Linked DNA regions of Homo sapiens: all the other regions are linked to region 2. Evidence: chromatin contacts called from ENCODE Hi-C data. All regions are on one chromosome and are shown on one strand. The core of a region is the stretch at or near the end of the contact, and the rest is flanking DNA. Distances in the headings are between cores, read along the strand shown.

Region 1 (4,490 bases), core at 1,419-3,918, 350 kb after region 2:
GCCCCTTCGTTCCCTGACTTCCATCATTGCTCTTTCCTGTGATGTCTGACCTCCCCTGTGTCACTGCATCTGACTCTTGCTGCCTCCTCAGCACCTGCGGCCCCATCTCCTCCAAGTTCTGAACTGCACAGGCATCTTCTGAGGTACAGCCATGTTTGGGTGCCCAGCCGGCTCTTCCTGCAGGTCTTCCTGCTCTCCTGATGTCCCTCAGCTCACAACCTCTCTTTTCTAGCAGAGCATAGAAAGACAGGAGCTGACTTCTGGATGCCTGGTCATCATTTCCTTCTTTAGTTCCATTTTACAAGCCCAGGTGCTGTATGAAAAACAGGGCATGCTAACCCTGTCTTCCATCCACTAGGGCGGAGCTGACGGTTAAAACAAGGCTCTTTCCCATGCCAGCAATTAGACCTCCATTTCTCAGAAGAGGAAAGAGGGGAAGCGTGAACAGACAGAAGGGCTCATTTTCTGTTTGTCAAAGGAATAAATGGATTAAGGATCCTTGCATTTCAAGATGCATTTCAAGATTTCAGAGATGGAGTCTTGATAAGACAGTGAGAACTGACTGAGAGGGAGCTGCACCCAATCACGGGGCCACGCACCCAGGGACAGTTGCACCTATATGGATTGTTTCCCAGCCAAATGATGTTCTGACCATTAACTCAGGCATCTGGGATTCCCCAAAGAAACAGATGAGTAGCATCACTTGGGGGACTTTATTTTTAAAAATAAAAATTCAGTTCCTTAAATAGGCATTTGGTGACCTCATGTTTTTTTAGTGAAACATGTTGGTAAGAGATGCAATATTTTGAACAGGAAAGACAGTATGATAAAAGCATTCTTGGGCCAGGTGTGGTAGCTCACACCTGTAATCCCAACAGTTTGGGAGGCCAAGGCGGACAGACCACTTGAGGTCAGCAGTTCAAGACCAGCCTGGCCAAAATGGCACAACACCATCTCTACTTAAAAAAAAAATTAGCTAGGCCTGGTGGTGCACGCCTGTAATACCAGCTACTTGGGTGGCTGAGGCACGAGAATCACTTGAACTTGGGAGGTGGAGGTTGCAGTGAGCTGAGATCATGCCCATGTACTCCTGCCTGGGCAACAGAGAGAGACTCTGTCTCAAAAAAAAAAAAAGCATTCTTCCTTTTTTTTTTAACTCTAACAACCCACTGGCCCACATGCCTCAAATCCTACATAGTTAAACATCACAAGTACCTATTCTGCATACAATTTTTACTTACATATGCATCATAAACATTTTGCTGTGTTTCTACAAGACTTTGTGATGCTTATTTCAAGGACTATTGGTAGTTTTCCACAAGTTGATGCAGCATCAGGCATTAAAATGCTCCCCAGATGCTGAGCATTTAGCAATAACACCATTCTCCACCAAAGAGGCTTGTGTTCCCAAAATTACAGCTCTTGGTTCTTTTTGAGAGCAGTTTTCTGGGGGCATAAACTGCCCCCTGGTATGGCTACTGCACAGACCATATTCCCCTTTAATCACGTGCCTTGGTGCAGGGTACGCATCTACTAACCACTTTCCCCTTGTGGAAATGTTCTCCCAGGGGAGTCATTCTCCTGCCCAGCCTCAGAGAGAGCCTTGATCTCAGCCGCTCTGACAGCTTCAGTCACTTTACATTTCAGGAAACTGAATATAGGTTCTAATCTCTTTGCTCTCTAAAAGCTTCTGGGGTCCTAATGCAAATTTTATCACCCCTAGTTTAACACACTGTAAGCCCACATCAATAATTTTCAAACACAAGCACACAAATAATTTTTATCTTACCAAACACCCTCCCAAGCTTCTTGGCAATTGCCAGGTCAGAAGCTAAGGACACGTTTACAGATTTTTGCTAAATATTCCTATTACTCCTTTCCAAATTACTTTCCAAACAGTGTATCCATTTAGTTACTAGCTATAAACAAAGGTACAGTCAGTCCTCACTTAAGGTTGTCAATATGTTCTTGCAATCTGAAAGTAAGTAACACCAATTTTACCACAAGCAAATTAATATTCCTATGGTTTATTTCTAGTCACAAACACATCAAAATTCTAAATAAAAACCAAAGGCCGGGCGCGGTGGCTCATGACTGTTATCCCAGCACTTTGGGAGGCCGAGGCGAGTGGATCATAAGGTCAGGAGTTCAAGACCAGCCTGACCAACATGGTGAAACCCCGTCTCTACTAAAAATACAAAAATTAGCCGGGCATGGTGGCGCATGCCTGTAGTCCCAGCTACTCAGGAGGCTGAAGCAGGAGAAACACTAGAACCTGGGAGGCAGAGGTTGCAGTGAGCCAAGATTGCACCACTGCACTCCAGCCTGGGCAACAGAGTGAGACTCCGTCTCAAAAAAAAAAAACACTTCTGATATTAACCACTGAAATAAATATGAGCTATACATACATTTAAGAAAGATAAATAAAAGCAAGTAAGATAACTTACTCAATAATAACAGTTCTCTAGGTTGCCGGAGTCTCCAGTCTCCGGTTGCTGTAGCTCATTCCAGCAGCTCAGGGCTTAAAGTAAGAACCAGCCCTGAACAGGACACTGTCACATCGCAGGGCACACTCACACACACCCCACACTCACACCAGGACCATGTAGACATGCCGGTGAACTGAACATGCACCTCTTTGAGGGGTGGGAGAAAACCAGAGCATCCAGAGCAAAACCCCTGTGGACGTGGGGAGAGCATGCAAACCACACAGACAGTGGCCCTGGCAGAGAATCAATTTTTTTCTCATCATTAAAAAAAAAAAAAAAAAGTTGAATGAAATGACATTATCTGAGGAACTGTTCTCGTTGTTGTGCTACAGAAACAATTGTTTTTGTTTTTAGTAACTATCATATGGCACCTCAAGCTGTGAGTTTCTTTGACTGCTAGCTAGGGTCAACTTTTTCTCCTGTTTTTGTCATCTTTCTTTTTTCTCTTTCTTTCTTTCTTTCTTTCTTTCTTTCTTTCTTTCTTTCTTTCTTTCTTTCTTTCTTTCCTTCCTTCCTTTCTTCCTTCCTTCCTTCCTTTCTTTCTTTTTCTTCTTTCTTCTTGCTTTTTTTTTTCCTTTTTGTTGAGATGGGGTCTTATCTGTCACCCAACCTGGGGTATAGTGGCATGATCACGGCTCACTGCAGCCTCGACCTCCCAGGCTCAATCGATCCTCCTGAGAGCTGGGACTACAGGGATGTGTCACCACTTTCTTTTTGAGTGAATTGAATTGTTCATTCATATCTGATTTACTGAGGGTTCTGAATCACAAGCCACAAAAACCAACTCTGGCTAATTTAGCAGAAAAGGAACTTATTAAGGCTCCCAGAATCTCCAGGAGGACAAGGGCACCAGGCTTAGGGCTTATACAGCCAGGAAAAATGTCCAAAGTCCAGCCTAGGGCAGGCTCCTGGAACTCGTCACTGGACTCTGACACTGCCAGGTGCCCACCATGACACCATACTGTGCGCAAACCCTGCTGTGGGAATTGCTGTCTTTGACAGCAACACGCTGCTGCAGTGACAGCTGTCCCTGCCACTGCCCTCACAGAACAGATTCTGCCAGGCTCCCCTCTGCACATGACCAGCCTCTAATTCAAAATCATGCAGGTGTACAATTGACAGATACTGGCCATGGATCTGTGCCCTTGCTGCAAGTGCAGCTGGGAAAAGACCTCATATTCTGCAGAAGGAAGGTTCTGCCCCTTGAGGTTACAGATTCTGCAAACACAGGAACAGCGTTTAAAAAGTAGCTGGCTGTGTGAATTTCCCTTTGCTGCTATACCAAATTACCACAAACTTAGTGGCTTCAAACAACATAAATTTATTATCTTACAGTTCTTCCATAAGTAAGAAGTCTGACACAAAAACTCACTGCATTAAAATCAAGGTGTTGGCAGGGCTCTTTTCCTTTTGGGATGCTCTAGAGGAAATTTCAATTCCTTGCTGTTTGCAACATTTAGAAGCTGCCCACATTCCTTGGCTCATGACCCCTTCCCCATATTCAAAGCCAGCAATAGTGATCAAGTCTTTCTCACACTGCATCACTGTTGCCATCCTCTGCCTCCTTCATCTACTTTCAAGGACCCTTGTGATTATATTGGGCCCACCTGTGTAATCCAGGATACTCTCCCTGATATGGTTTGCCTCTGTGTCCCCACTCAAATCTCGTTTTGATTTGTAATCCGCACAGGTCGAGGGAGGGAGACCGTTGGACCATGGGGGCGGTTTCTCCCATGCTGTGGTCATTGAGTTCTCAGGAAATCTGATGGTTTTGTAAGTGTTTGGAAGTTCCTCCTTGCTCCACTCTCCTGCTGACTTGTGAAAAATGTGCCTGCTTCCCCTTCCACCATGACTGTAAGTTTCCTGAGGCCTCACCAGCCATGCAGAACTGTAAGTCAATTAAACCTCTTTCCTTTATAAATAACCCAGTCTCGAGTAGCATCTTTATAGCAGTGTGAAAGCAGACTAATACAATCCCTATTTTAAGGTCAGCTGATTAGC
Region 2 (4,718 bases), core at 1,931-4,430:
TTGATAAAATTTTTATAGTATAAGATAATGAAACAAAGACAACATAATGCATGCACTTAATGAATCTTCTACCCTACTAGTTATAAAAATAGGAAGACTAACAGCTAACTCTTAGTGAGTGCTATGTGCCAGGATAAGCTCTCTGAACGTATTTTCTCATTTAATCCTCACAACACATGTATATGAGGCAAATAAATTATCTTTTAAAAATAGAACTAGGACTAGCTTTTGTTTATGCCATATTTTTGAGATCCTCACCTGTATCACACGCACAACATTGAAAAAAGAACTGAGAGGAAGCTGGATCTCCCTGAGCCTCAGCTTTCCTATCAGGTTATACAACTGTGCCATTCTTTACTTCTGGAATTTTCCTATGGTTACAAAAAAATGTTGAAAATTTTCTACATCTATAACATTTTGGATGTGCAATTTCCATCTTATTGTGTTCCCTCACATATGGTGTTCTTGCTCAAAGAGCATCGGTATTTTTAACTTGCATAATATTAGTACCTACTTTGAATTATTCTTCATTGACAAGAATCCAAATATCTATCACAAATTAGAAAATTACATGTATTATTTAAGCTAGTGTGTTCATTGATTTTTCAGACAAATTTTTCAGTAGAATCACTGTATTTTACATTTGGAAGAGATCATGAAGACAATATGAAGTTATCTTTTTACAAGTCAAAATCTATAGCGCACAGAGGTTTAAGTGTCTCTCCTAGGTCAATGCTTAGTTAGTAGTAAAAACCACTAATGGCAGCCCAGTGTTTTTTCTGTATAAAAAACATCAAAAGTTATTATAAAATTCATACTTTTATGCGGCACCCTGCAGAGAATGCACCAGGAATAAATAATTGGCACATTATTATACTATCAGTACTGCAATGTGATACTTTGTCTATCAGTTATATAATGCGTTCATGTATCATTGATGTTTTGGTCACAGTTTTTTGTTTTACTGTATGTCTTATGTCTCTAACTAGATTGTGACTTCCCTGTGATTGGCACAAATTCTTTCCTTTTTTTTTTTTTTTTTTTTGAGACTGAGTCTTGCTCTGTCACCCAGGCTGGAGTGCAATGGTGCAATCTTGGCTCACTGCAACCTCTGCCTCCTGGGTTCAAGTGATTCTCCTGCCTCAGCCTCCCGAGTAGCTAGGACTACAGGTGCGTGCCACCACGCCCGGCTAATTTTTGTATTTTTAGTAGAGACGGGGTTTCACTGTGTTAGCCAGGATGGTCTCGATCTCCTGACCTCACGATCTGCCCGCCTTGGCCTCCCAAAGTGCTGGGATTATAGGCGTGAGCCACTGCACCTAGCCCACAATTTCTTTTTTAAATGTTTCTCATAGCTTTTAATAAGTCCTAGACATATGCAAGCTACTTAACAGAGATTGACATAAATATATTTAAAACTAATACCATACCGCTCAAAAGAGAGGCAAATGACTCTAATCCTGTACGGATGCAGGTGAACTTGTCAGTCTGAAAGGATCAAGTTGAGAAAATGCCCTCATTTCTTTAAGCCCTGAGATTGTTCCTGAGGGTAAGTGGTTTTAGGACTTGAAGAGATTGGTGAAGGTTGAAGCAGAAATTAGGGGGAATGATGAGGGAGTTGACTAACCCTCAAGGACATGTGGCAGCATAAGCAGATCAAGTTGATCAATAAAAATAATGGCAAAGCACTTACTAAGCATCGGGCCCTGTTCTCAGTACTCTGCCTGTATTAAATCATCTACACCTCACAACAACCCTAGGTATTTTCCCCATTTTGTGGATGAAAAAAATTGAGGCTCAGAGAGGTTAGATCATTTGCCCAAGTGAACTAGCTAGTTAAGTGGTAAAGCCAGGTTTCAAACACTGACTGCTCCCAGACCCTAAGCTCCTAATCACAGTGTGATGGTTAGGATAAGACCAGATAAGCAGGTGGTGTTTAATACAATGCCTAACAAATGCCTGGTCCCCTAGTGGAAGCTCAATTGCTATTAGTTCCCCCTGCTTTCTGGTTTTCAACCCACTTGCCCCATATTTATTTACTCATCCACTCCTTACTCACCAAACACACACACACACAATGACACATTCACACACACTCCAGTCTTTAACAACGAAGTCCACACTCAGGTATTTAGGTCACTAGGTGTCAAATCTACACATATATTCTTCTTCCTGATAGGATTTCAGGTCACATACATAAAATGAGTCCTAGGACCAACCTCTGCTCTCCCATCACTCTCCAAGGTGAATGTAAACACACACACGAACACTGACTCTGGATTCCAAACATATACGTATGCATAGCCTGATATAAGGCAGAATTCAACTCTGGACTTTTCTTTTTCCGTTATCCAGGGAAATGCGTGAGTTACTATGACAGATGCCAAAGACTTTTGGCTCTGGTAGTGGAAATTGGGAGGCAATGGTGAAATGAAGTAAGAAATTCCAGGGCCAGAAGGTGGATGCAAGTCAGCAACGGCTTTTCCCAGGAGCTTGCTCTTTTTGGGTAAGTGCTACACATACAAGCCCCAACCCGCTGCCTAAGCTACCCTATTCTGAACCCCGCTCAGGCTGCAACAGATGACACACAGCAGGGAGCCTCATTTGCAGGAGATGAGTGTTCCCTTGCTCTATTTTAATCCTGGCAGCCCAGCCGGGGAAGGTTTTGTCAGAAATGGTGGAAAACAGTGACAACCAAGCTTTCTGGAGTAAAGGCTAGGCAGCTCAGGAGCAACCAATCACGACTCGCACAGTATTGTTAACAATACAAGGGAAAACAAGTATCCTTCCCGCCGGCCCGCACTTTTGCAGCCAGCTTGGGCGACCCGTGGCAGCGCTTTGACGACGACCTGCCGGGCTCCGGAGGGCGGGCACGGCGGAGACGGCAGCAGCGCTGCCCCGCAGCTCCGGAAACAGCCCTTCCCCTATCCTCAAGGACCAAATCAGTCCTGATAAACACCCCTCCTGGCCCTACAATGGGAAGGGCAAGTTCAAACGCAGGGCGTCGAGCCCACACGCCTAGAGACGCGGCCAGGCACCCCCGCCCTCCTCGCCGCGCAGTCGCGCACAGTGAGCAACAGTCCAGCACCAACCCGGCTTAACTGCGCCTGCGCACTCCAGGAGTTTCCCCCCACGCCCCTTTCCGAGGACTAGCGCCCGTCGCTTAGCAACGCGCGAGTCACAGTCGCCGCGCTTTGCGCACCCTTTTCCTGGCAGGGCTGCGTCCCTGTTCTTCCCAGGAGGCTCCTCGCTGCCTGGTGCCGTAGAGGCCCATGGAGGAAAAGGAAGATAAGCATCAGTAAGTGCTGGGGTTTGGTGTCTTATTTCCCTTTCCAAAAACTATTTTCCTCCTTCAGGGGGAGGCCGGGATCCAGCATGGACAGTCCAGGCCAAGCTCAGACAGCCCCCTTGCTTCTCTAATTTCCAGTTGGCTGAGCGCTTACAACAATAATTTTTAAAACGCACCGTTTACTGAGCACATACTGTGTGTCAGGGACTTGACTTGCATTACCGGATCTAAAATTCTTGAAGTCATCCACTCCTTCTCACAATTATTAGCAGATTCTGTAGTCTTTACCTTTAAAATTATCCAGAATCTACCACTGCTCATCACTTTCAGTACTGTGCCCACCCAGTCCCAAGTACCAGCTTCTCTTGCCGGGATGCTGCAACAGCCCTCCAGTTGGTGGCTTTGCTTTTCCCTTACCCCTCTGCAGCCTCCTCGACACAGCAGTCAGAGCTATCCGTTTACAGCCCAGGTTAGATCGCCGTTCTCCATCCGACATCGTAGAGTAAAAGCCAAGGCACCTCCAATGGCCTATGGAGTCTACACAACACGCCCCTTACCGTTTCTTGCCTCCCTCTGACAGGACTCTGCTACAGCAAACAGGCCTTTCTGCTATCATCTGCAGTGATAAAGACCAGCATCAGCAGCACCTGGTTGTTAGGAATGCAAATTTTGGGGACTTCCCACCCCCGAGACACACAGAATCAGAAACTCTATGGCTGGGGCTCAATAATCTGGCTTCAACCAAGGCATCCAGGTGATTCTGATGTACCTTAAATTGAGACTATTAATCAAGGTAGTACATACAGCTAGTTAGGAATGATGTGGAGCCAGGGATACCCTCTTCCAAAGCCTGTATTTTTGTCCCTGGAACAATGGTTCTCACACTTGAACGTGCATAAGAATCAGCGAAACAGCTGGTTAAAACACGTTCCTGGGAACCAGCCCCAGAGATTCTGAGTTTGCAGTGCTTTCTAAAAACAAGTAAACAAAAAACTAGGTACATAAAGGAAATGGGCCCCATAAATTTGTATTTCTAACAAGGTCACAATTGATGCCAATGCTGCTACTCCAGTGCCCATACTTTTAGAAGCAGTGCGCTAAGGATGGTTACACTTCTGCTGGGAAGCTTTGGCAGTTACAGTTCACTCTGCTAGAATGCTTTTCCCACAAATATGCACTTAGCTCTCTCTTCCCCTCTTTTTTCATTTGCCACCTTCACAATGCAGCCTCCACCCTACCTGAAAATGCAAACCTACCTCCTACATACATACACTCCCTTTTCCCATTCTCTATTTTATTATTGTCCTTAGCACTTAACAGACTATATAATTTACTTTTTCATCCGCCTTTCCCCATTAGAGTGTAAGCTCTATGAGGGCAGGAATTTTTGTTTTGTCACTGCTTTATCATCAGTGCCTCCAACAGCACC
Region 3 (4,707 bases), core at 438-2,937, 380 kb after region 2:
AACTAATGCTATTAATGAACTGGCCATAACATTTTAGAGGTGGGAGAGATCCCAAAGATCATTTGGTCTTACTCCTTCATTTTATGGTTTAGTAAATTGAAACCTAAAGAGATTGACTGCTTTGTTCAAAGCTGCAAGGAAAGTGGTTAGAGCTGTGGTTAAACCCAGGTCTTGTTTTAATTTCATGTGTCCCTAGCTCTATAAATCTATGTCATTCTGTTTAGTGTTCACCTTTAGACAGCAGAACCAAAAACCTCACTAATATAGAAAATTAGGTATTTGCAGGTACCAGCAGCAGGGTTCAAAAGAGTAAATTTTTTAGTCTCCTTCCCTTTAGTAAAGTGGATATTTTCAGAAATACAGAATTTTGGGTGTCAAGCTATTTGGATAATCGTTTCTCTAGTTTTCCTCACTCTAGAACCCAACTATGTGATATTGAGGCCTTTATATTACCATTCATTGATGACATAATACTGTCCCTTCTGCGTGCAATTTTGGAAATTTATTCATCTATGCTGCATAATGGTAGCAATTTAATGAACTTGTAACATATTATTTAGCTCATTAAAGTCTTTGCATTTAAACAATGTTGATGCTTTTAAGGTTGTGAAGAAATCTTAGTTTAATGCAGAATTAGTTCTAATACATTCTAGAATTTTATCAGAAAACTTTCATGGCCAGGCAAACTAAAAACACAGTAACAGTAACTCAGGCAATCACACAGACTCATGCATAATTAAATCCTCCTTTTACATTTTTTGGGAGTCTTCTTTGAGAGGATATTTTAAATATTGATGTTGTGCAACTATAATTAATAATAAATATTTGGAGTGCTATTGATGACAGTGGTGGGCCTTCCGGAGCAGCCGCTGCCACCACGCTGGCTGCAGTGGGGAGGCGCAGGCGGTGGTGGCAGGAGCCGCTGCAGGAGCAGCAGTGGCGGTGGTGGGTGTGCCCCACGTCCCCTGTGCCCCGCGTTCCTGAGGCAGCCAACTGCACCACCCTCACCTTCACACAGCGGGGCAGGACCCACTCCCAGGTTTGGGACCTCCACTGGGGCCTCAACCTTGCTCCCGCCACGTCTTGGCAGCCCCCGAGCCCCCAGCTGAAGGCACAACCAGGACTCATGGGGCCGCCTGAGAGCGTCGGGTTTGTTTGTGCAGAGTTTGCAGGGGCTGCTGCGCCGCCTGCACCTTGCCTACCGCTGCTGCAGGCAAAATGCGGAGAGGAGGCTAGCAGACCCTGGAGCCCACCCCTGGGAGACCCCTCGGAGCCTGCCGTCCTGGGAGCCCCCATGGTGGGGCCAGGCCGATTCACCCACTGGCAGGGGAGCAGTACGGTGGGGCATGGAGGGACAGGCAGAGAGGAGCCTGGAGGAGGAGCTGGGCCCGTGGCAATGCTGTGTTCCATGGAGTCGGCAGGAGCCCCGCCTTCCCAGGGACAGCTGTAGCCGCCCAAGTCGTGGCTGTGGACCCAGGCCTCCCTGTGCTCTTGGGGGCCGGGAGCAGGCAGGAGCCCTGCCCTCCCAGGTGCAGCTACAGCCGCCTAGCCGCGGCTGCGGATCCAGGCATCTCCGCACTCTTGGGGGCCAGGAAGGCCCCCCTTTACCCCCGCAGCCTTGGAGGTGTCTGCTCCTGCTGCCTGGCTTCTCCCAGCTCCTGCTGCTCACTCTGATCTCGGAGCAAGGTTGGGGCCAAGCCCAGGTGCTGTTGCAGCCCAGCTGGGTGTGCGCACACTCAGGGCAGCGCTGACACACCAGTCCCCTGCCGCCTCAGCCTCCTCTGGGCTTTGGGCACCGATAAGCCCGTGAGGGAGGCCGCGGCAGGGGCTGAGGGCAGCTTTGCACTGGCCTGCTGGTGCCCCTGGGCCGGAACCGCCTGGGCACCATAAAGGCGGCAGGATCAGACAGGCTCCTGGGAAACAGGCAGGTCCCTGGTGAAGCCCCACCTTCCATCCGGGGAAGGTCTGAAGTCTGGCGGCCGGGCTGCTGGTCCCGTGATCAGAGTGGGAACTTGTGGTGCTTTTTTCGGGCCGTCCATGGCTGCTAATGGACTGACTGGCACACACTTCCTCCCCTCTGAGGCCCATAAAAAGCCACGGACTCAGCCAGACCTGAAGAGACGATGGGACGACCTACCTAAAGAGAAGACCTACCCTTCTCTGCTGAGAGCTGAACACTCATTGGGAAAACCCTGGCTACCTAGAGGAGCTACCTACTGCGGGTCTCCTCTGAGCTGTTCTGTTGTTCAGTAAAGCTCCTCTTTGTCTTGTTCATCCTCCACTTGTCCGTGTACCTCATTCTTCCTGGACACCCAGGACAAGAAATCGGGACCCGTCAAATGGTGGGGCTAAAAGAGCTGTAACACAAACAGGGCTGAAACACGCCTTTTGCTTGCCACGTTGCGGGCAACAAGAAGGAGAGAAGAGAGAAGAAAAGAAGAGCTGCAGCCCGTCAGGGATCCCAGACCTAGGAGCTCCCCGAGCCAGGTCTGTGACACCCTCTTTAGGGCTCTGCAGTTTCTGGCGTCTCCAAGCTTCTGGGTATCACCATGTTCCCTGATGTCAGCTGTGGAAGTTGCTTATGGTACGCCTGGTCTAGCAGCAGCCTTGCGGGGAGCCAGCTCTGGAGCCAGCACCTGGAGCTGCCCACCCTGCTGCAGCTGGAGTGCCTGGCTGCGCACAGTGGCCGGACCCCAAGCTCGCCCACACCTCTTGCTGCTCCACGCCTGACTTGCCCTTGGCAGGTGTGGGATCCAGGCCAGTAGTGCGAGCCAAGGGTAACCTTCCAGGCAGAGTGGGCGGAATGAGCCCAGAGGGCCAGAGCAAAACCCAGCAAAGGTACCACTGGCCACAGAGGTTTCTGGATGGCCAAGTGACACTCCAAGGATCCCATAACGCTATGTGGTATGTATTATAATCACTTTACATACATTCTCCAGTTCATCGAATTCTCACAACATATTTATGAAATGTGTTTTATTATCCATGCCTATTTTAAAGATAAGTAAACTGAGATGTTAAGAGATAAATAACTTGCCCAGGGTCACATATCCAGATGGTAGAATTGGACTTGAATGGAGATGTCTGACTCCAGAGCCCAAATCCTTAACCATCACCCTACACTTTCTCCCTATTCTCATTGGAGAAAATGATAAACCAAAATCTTACTTGATTCATTTTAATGAAACTATAATTTAATAATGAAAGTATAATTTATAATAATGAAACTATAATGAAAGCACTCTGCAAGGATAATGAGTAAACACCTTCAGATGGAAATAGGCCCAAGAGAAGATTCTGTAGCAGATGCTGCTCACCTGATTATGACCTTAGTATTTTGGCTGAAATAGTCAGTGAAGACACACCCTGTCCAGAATCCTGGCTCTAACAATATTTGGAACAGTTGAAAAATATTAATTTTAAAAACTGGAAAAAAGAGATCTATGGAGCATGTAGAACATATAAAAAATAGAATAGTAGAGCAAACTTACATGTGCTCATTATCCAGCTTTAGTAATTATCAGCTCAGGGCCTATTTGGCTTTATGTAGAATCCCATCCACTTCTCCCTACCCTCTCCAGATTATTTCTAAACAAATTAAGCAAATTCACACTTCAAATCTTTTCATGGTGAATAATTCAGCATGAATCTCTAAAAGATAAGAACTCTTGTTTGAAAGCATAACCACAATACCATTATAACTTCTAAAATTTAATAATACCTTAAAATCATCAAACATTGAGTATTAACAGTTTCATGATTATCTCATAGTTCTTTTTTTTTTTAACAGCTTGTTCAACCCTGGATCCAAATATGCTCCAGAAGATAAGTTGGTATGTCCTTTAAATATGTTTTAATAAGAGTTTCCCCTGCCATCCCTCATTTTTAATTCTTATAATTTATTTGATTAAAAAACAGATTGTCTTTTAGAATTCCCCAAATATCAATTTTGCTGATTGTATCCCTGGGGTATCATTTAATATACTCCAATATGATGACTACAAAAAGTTTTTCTTTTTAACTTTACAGTCAATCTTTAGGCATGCCTTCCTTTTGTTCATTTTGTCCTTAAGCATATCTTCAGAAATGTACAATTTTCCACATTTTAAAATCAATGTAGTTTCAATTTACTTTTATCTGATTTTGAGAATTTTTTTCATATGATTAAGGACCACATTAATTTCTTCTTATGTGAACTACCTGTTCATATTTTTTGATAGAGTTACTGGTTTTATTTTTTAATCAACAGAATCTCTAATATATTTCCTTTCTCTGTGATATTAATCACAAATATTTTTTCCCAGTTTTTTGTTTTTCTTTTCACTTGCTTAGGATATTCTTTGCCATGCAAAATATTCTTGATTTTTTGGTAATAGAAGGTATCAATTTTTGCCCATGTTGCTTCTGGATTTTGAGTCATGGTCAGGAATGTGTTTCTCATCTCCAGGTTGTGGGTGAATTTACTCATGTTTTCTTTTAGCACTCGATGGTTTTATTTTAACATTTATATTTCTGACCCAGTTGCAATTTATTCAGGTGTCAGGTGTAAGGAATGACTCAAATTCTACACTCTTCAGAGCAGGTTTTAAAACTCAGGACTTTATAAAGATAGTAAAGGGATCTGTTCAAGATGATTGAACCCACAGTCCCTGGTGTAATCAAAGTAGGGTGGTGCTAGCAGTAGGGTTCTGCTGTCTCCACATCCAG

Evidence for each region. A loop is a pair of places that touch in the nucleus more often than their neighbours do. Pooled maps may share reads with other maps.
Region 1: a pooled map shows a loop between it and region 2 (3-fold over the local background). The contact joins the promoter of SPTBN1-AS2 here to the promoter of CIMIP6 in region 2. A Hi-C loop is called at or near these places in 2 of 168 maps with a recorded cell type or tissue (chondrocyte and dorsolateral prefrontal cortex) and 5 of 50 pooled maps.
Region 3: a map of prostate gland shows a loop between it and region 2 (3-fold over the local background). The contact joins the enhancer-like site here to the promoter of CIMIP6 in region 2. A Hi-C loop is called at or near these places in 9 of 168 maps with a recorded cell type or tissue (HepG2, OCI-LY7, chondrocyte and 5 more), 7 of 37 single-sample maps with no recorded cell type and 22 of 50 pooled maps.

The regions. Positions count from the first base shown.
Region 1 is chr2:54,677,377-54,681,866 of GRCh38, forward strand. It overlaps SPTBN1-AS2 (SPTBN1 antisense RNA 2), which reads right to left and starts at 2,669. Exons shown (of 3, transcript NR_186176.1): 1 at 2,448-2,669. It overlaps LOC105374653 (a long non-coding RNA gene), which reads left to right. Exons shown (of 3, transcript XR_940104.2): 2 at 4,180-4,379.
Region 2 is chr2:54,327,704-54,332,421 of GRCh38, forward strand. It overlaps CIMIP6 (ciliary microtubule inner protein 6), which reads left to right and starts at 3,181. Exons shown (of 5, transcript NM_001100396.2): 1 at 3,181-3,298. The coding sequence starts at 3,273.
Region 3 is chr2:54,707,709-54,712,415 of GRCh38, forward strand. No RefSeq gene overlaps it. Among named protein-coding and RNA genes, the nearest start is that of EML6, 14 kb to the right of the region's middle. Within about 2 kb of position 1,688, at least 11 of the 41 ENCODE cell types and tissues checked have a DNase peak (open chromatin) inside an H3K27ac peak, as active enhancers do; they include prostate gland, where a contact is called at or near this core.